2 separate regions of the Mus musculus genome follow, and region 2 is linked to region 1. A link is a loop called in an ENCODE intact Hi-C map of the cell type or tissue named here. Cell type or tissue: heart. All regions are shown on one strand.

Region 1 (2,500 bases):
ACTGGAATGGTTCACATCTGTAATCAAGCACTTGAGAGGCTACAACAGGAGGATTGCTGTGAGTTCCAGATTGGCCTCCACTTCAGAATGAGACCCTGCCTCAAAGATCAAAACAGCAATGACAAAAACACTGGGCATTGTGTCCTGTGCTGGTAATCCCAGCACCTGGGTGACAAAGGTGGGAGAGTTAACCTAAATTCGGGGTCAGCCTGAATTATATAGTGAGTTCCAGGGCAGTTGAGAGACTAAAATTATGTGAGACTAAAATTATGTGAGACTTTGTTTCAAAACCAAACAACATCAACCAAAAACAAAACAAAACAAAACAAAACAAAACAAAACAAATACCCTTTCACCACACAGAACCTGTGGGGAGCCTGGCATGGTGTTTTACACTTGTAATCCCGGTATTTAAGAAAATTGAATTTACTGGGTAGTGGTGGCACACACCTTTAATTCCAGCACTCAGGAGACAGAGTCAGATGGATTCTGTGATTTCAAGGCCAGCCTGGTCTATAGAGGACATCCAGGGTACACAGAGAAACCCTTTCTCACCCCCTTTCCCAACAAATAAAAAATTAAAAAAAAAATTGAATTCAAGATCAAAGGTCAGGCTGGTCTACATAGTAAGTTCCAAGCCATCTAGGCTATAGAGAGGCCTTGTCTTCCAAAGCCAGTCCATCCATTCACACATGTACACAGTCCTAGTGGGACTCAATGAGGCTTGCTGCCAGGGTTCTGAGACCTGTAGGGCAATAAAAAGGTTTTTAAGGACTTGAAAAAGGTTCCATGTGATGTTGAACTTGTCTGGGTCTGGGGAACCTCTGGGCCGAATGGCCATCAGTTCTTGGACCTATTTTTCTCTTTACTGCTGCAGTCATTTCCTGGTTTTAGCTTTGAATCTAGCAGCAGCCAACCACATGCTCTGTTGTCCTGTGTACACCCTTCTGTACACACCCTTCTGTGTACACCCTTCTGTACACACCCTTCTGTGTACAACCTTCTGTACACACCCTTCTGTGGGTTGAACTCAGCTCATTATGCTAAGTTGGGAGGAGCACAAAGGTAGGAGGTGCTGGGTCCTAGCCACAATTAGAAGTTCAAGTCTGAGTTAATTTGCTTTGTGAACTTAGACAAATTACTTCCCCTCTCTGGGCCTTCTTTCAACATCTCCAGGGTTGCTGTGTGCTTGTCTCTCCTTCTGGAGGTGGTGGAGCCCATTGGAAATTCTCTCCCAATCAGTAACAGGTCACCCTGTCCTCTGCCCCTTAGTGATATGTTATTCTCCAGAGTTGGGGACACTGAAAGTCTTATACTTGGTGGTATTTTTAACTTCTTAGTGGAAAAAACGCTGAGATGACGAGAGATTCTGAGTCATTCCATCCCTTGCCTGGCAAGGTTCAGAGCTGGTCCCTCAGGCCCCATTCTGGGCCTGCCCTCAAGTTTGATTTCTGTGGAAGGCAGTTCCCATGAAGGGAGTGGCTGTCCCCGACTCCTTTTTATCAGGGTGTCTGGCTGATCCCAGGCACGAGTCACTTCATATATTTTATTGCAAAAAGGCAAACTCAAGGAATTACTGTTCAGAGTGCCCCTATCTTGCAATGTGTATCACCCTGGCCTTTCCCTTTCTGTGTGTATATATATATATATATTGCAATATATAACATATGATAATATAAACGAGTTTTAGAAACTTTGGATCAAACATGTCTTTTTTAAAATATGTTATAGTATATCTTCAAAGTTTTTCTTTTTTTTTTTTTTTTTTTTTTTGAGACAGGGTTTCTCTGTGTAGCCCTGGTTGTCCTAGAACTCATTTTGTAGACCAGGCTGGCCTCGAACTCAGAAATCCGCCTGCCTCTGCCTCCAGAGTGCTGGGATTAAAGGCATGTGCCACCATGCCCGGCTCCAAAGTTTTTCTAAAGTCCATATTTTGAAGTATTTATTTATTATTTTAAAAAGATTTATCTCATCTTTTTTCATTGATTTTTTTTTTTCATTTTTATTGTATGTCTCTGGGTGTCCTGCTTACACCTATGGCCGTGTGCCATGTCCATGCAGTGCCTGCAGAGGCTGGTCGGATGGACTGAGGAGGCATGGGAGTTGCAGAGGGTTGGGAGCCACCATGTGGTTGCTGAGAATCAAACCTGGGTCTTCTGGAAAAGCAGCCAGTGTTCGTAACCACTTAAAACTTGAAGTTTTACTTTTTTGGTTTTTGTTTTGTTTCCAAGACACCATCTCCTTGTGTAGCTCTGGCTGGCTTGGGATGCTCTAGGAAGACCAGGCTGACTTCTATTTCCCAAGTTCTGGGCTTAAAGGTGCGCTCCCTGAACTTGTATTTTTAGTAGATACAGAATAATCAGGCATAGTTGTGGGAACATGTAATGTTTTGATACACATCATGCAATGTGAAACAGTTTTGTTTTGTTTTTTTTCCAGGCCACTGTGTAATATGGCTTTATCATAATCGACATAGCTAGTCCCCTAATGTTGGAGAGTT
Region 2 (2,500 bases), 63 kb before region 1:
ACTCTCCTGCCCCGTTCTCTTCCAGACCGTTTATGACCAGTACTTCATCACCCTGTATAACATCGTGTACACCTCCCTCCCCGTCCTAGCCATGGGCGTCTTTGACCAGGTATGGGGGTGGTCAGGGAAAGGTTGTCTGATATGCCAGGTGCGGGACGCTGCCCCGATGCCAGTGGACACTTCCAGTTGGGGGGCCGGGGGGATCCTTTCCATCTTGGCTCTGGAACTTGTAACTCCCCTTTGTTGCTGAACACAGAGAGATTGGGAGAATCTAGCTTAAGCCTGCATCTATTACCAAGACTTTAGGAAGGGGGACTGGAGAGCATCCGTGGCAGCTTCTGGGCTCCTCCCCTCACAGGATGTCCCGGAACAGCGAAGCATGGAGTACCCTAAACTGTACGAGCCAGGCCAGTTGAACCTCCTATTCAACAAGCGAGAGTTCTTCATCTGCATCGCCCAGGGCATCTACACCTCTGTGCTCATGTTCTTCATCCCCTATGGGGTGTTTGCGGAGGCCACTCGGGATGATGGCACCCAACTGGCAGACTACCAGTCCTTTGCAGTCACTGTGGCCACATCGCTGGTCATTGTGGTCAGTGTGCAGGTATGAGGCCATCCCTCAGGAAGGAGGGAGCCTTTCTTGGGGACGGGGTTGTGTGTATGTGTGTGTGCCTCAGCATCACATCTTTGTTTCTTGTGGTGGGGTGGGATCTTGGGGTACTCGTCCCTTCAATAACTACTCTTTGCAGATTGGGCTGGATACAGGCTATTGGACAGCCATCAATCACTTCTTCATCTGGGGCAGCCTTGCAGTGTACTTCGCCATCCTCTTTGCCATGCACAGCAATGGACTCTTTGACATGTTCCCAAACCAGTTCCGGTTTGTGGGTGAGTACCCGTGGCATCCTTCTTAATCAATGATGATTCATATCTGTTCTAGGGACGAAGGGTAGACAGCCAGCACTTACCAATACTTTACATGCTGGGCACCTTGCAAGGTACGAGGCCATATGAAGAGGTGGGTGACCCACGCTCTGGTGCCAAGGGATGTCTATGTGTCCTTGAGAGGGAAGAACAGCCCTTGCCTGGCTGTGGAATGGCAGAGCTCCAAGGAGGTCAGGGATAGCAAGTTTCCCGGTCAGCGGTGCCAGTGGAATTGGCCAGGGATAGTCCTGCAGAGGAGATTGCTGTTAGTGAGCAGAGCCTGGAATGTGAAGGTACCGCTTGGCTCTTGGCGAGCTAGTGTGGGGCAGGAGGCCTGGGGAAGCGGTGGGGAAAGAGAGAGGTCTCTGAATGCAAGGCTACCAAGTGCGCCTTGCTTTTCCTTGCCAGAAGTCTTCATTTACTTAGAGACAGGAGACAGATGGCATCAAAGGTTGTTTTCTTTTCATTTGTTACTTGTTTTGTTCTTTTACATAGGCTGACAAGTGCCTCTACTCCCAGCACTTGAGAGGTGGAGGCAGGAGGACCAAGGTCCTTCTCTGATACAGAGCAAGTTCAGAATAGCCTGAACTACATGAGAGCCTGTCTCAAAAAGGAGTGTGTGTGTGTGTGTGTGTGTGTGTGTGTGTGTGTATGTATGTGTGTGTGTGTGTGTGTGTGTAAAGAGGGGTGTGGATTTGGGGATATAACTCAGCAGAATGCTTGCCTGCCTTGCACAAAAGGCTTTGGTTTCAATGGAGGTTTGAGCAGGAAGTACATAAAACAATTCCCATTTTAAAGGGACAGCGTTACTGTATTTGGATAATAAAGTAGAGGGCACATGAAAACAGAATGGCTAGGACCTCCAACAGGAATCGGACTACAGGCTCTTGGAATTCTTTAGATATTTAGAAACTGCAGCCAGCAGCCTAGATTGAGTTTGAAGAAGAGAAAGGAGTGAGCGGGGCACTGTAGTTCTGGGCTAGCGAGTGCTACTGTAGTGCTTCTACTGTAGTGCTGCTACTGTAGTGCTGCGACTGTAGTGCTTCTGCTGTAGTGCTTCTGCTGTAGTGCTTCTACTGTAGTGCTGCTACTGTAGTGCTGTGACTGTAGTGCTTCTACTGTAGTGCTTCTGCTGTAGTGCTTCTACTGTAGTGCTGTTACTGTAGTGCTTCTACTGTAGTGCTGCTACTGTAGTGCTTCGCTACCTGGAAAAGGCAGGCACACAGCAGGCTTGGGGTAGAGGAGACGGTCCATCACATGGGCCTTTTTAGCCTGGAGATTCCTTGACTGAGATGGTTAAAGAAACAGGACTAGGGTTTCAGGAGAGAGTTGGAGAGCAGAGACAGATTTGGAGATTAGCATTTGAGTGGCAGACAGACAGAAGTTGAGGGTGTGTGGGGTTTGAGTTTGAGGACATGGAACCATGAGAAATAGCAATGGGGAAGCGAGGAGATCCCCACTGTCAACTTCCTGACTCCTGTCCTTCAGGGAATGCCCAGAACACCCTGGCCCAGCCCACCGTGTGGCTCACCATCGCGCTCACCACGGCTGTCTGCATCATGCCTGTGGTTGCCTT

Evidence for each region. A loop is a pair of places that touch in the nucleus more often than their neighbours do. Peaks named below come from ENCODE experiments on the same cell type or tissue, not always from the same donor. Only the 100,000 strongest peaks of a DNase experiment are listed, where the experiment ranks them.
Region 2: it touches region 1 in a loop (2.1-fold over the local background); 3 of 42 quality-filtered maps call a loop at or near these places.

The regions. Positions count from the first base shown.
Region 1 is chr3:89,879,131-89,881,630 of GRCm38, reverse strand. All of the region lies in intron 6 of Il6ra (interleukin 6 receptor, alpha), which reads left to right. The region is part of intron 1 of Gm46811 (a long non-coding RNA gene); the gene reads right to left. Among named protein-coding and RNA genes, the nearest start is that of Gm46811, 8.3 kb to the right of the region's middle. In heart, no CTCF peak of the experiment used is centred here; a DNase peak (open chromatin) is centred at 1,440.
Region 2 is chr3:89,941,718-89,944,217 of GRCm38, reverse strand. It overlaps Atp8b2 (ATPase, class I, type 8B, member 2), which reads left to right. Exons shown (of 28, transcript NM_001081182.3): 24 at 26-109; 25 at 359-604; 26 at 750-888; 27 at 2,413-2,500. Among named protein-coding and RNA genes, the nearest start is that of Atp8b2, 20 kb to the left of the region's middle. In heart, no CTCF peak of the experiment used is centred here; a DNase peak (open chromatin) is centred at 1,127.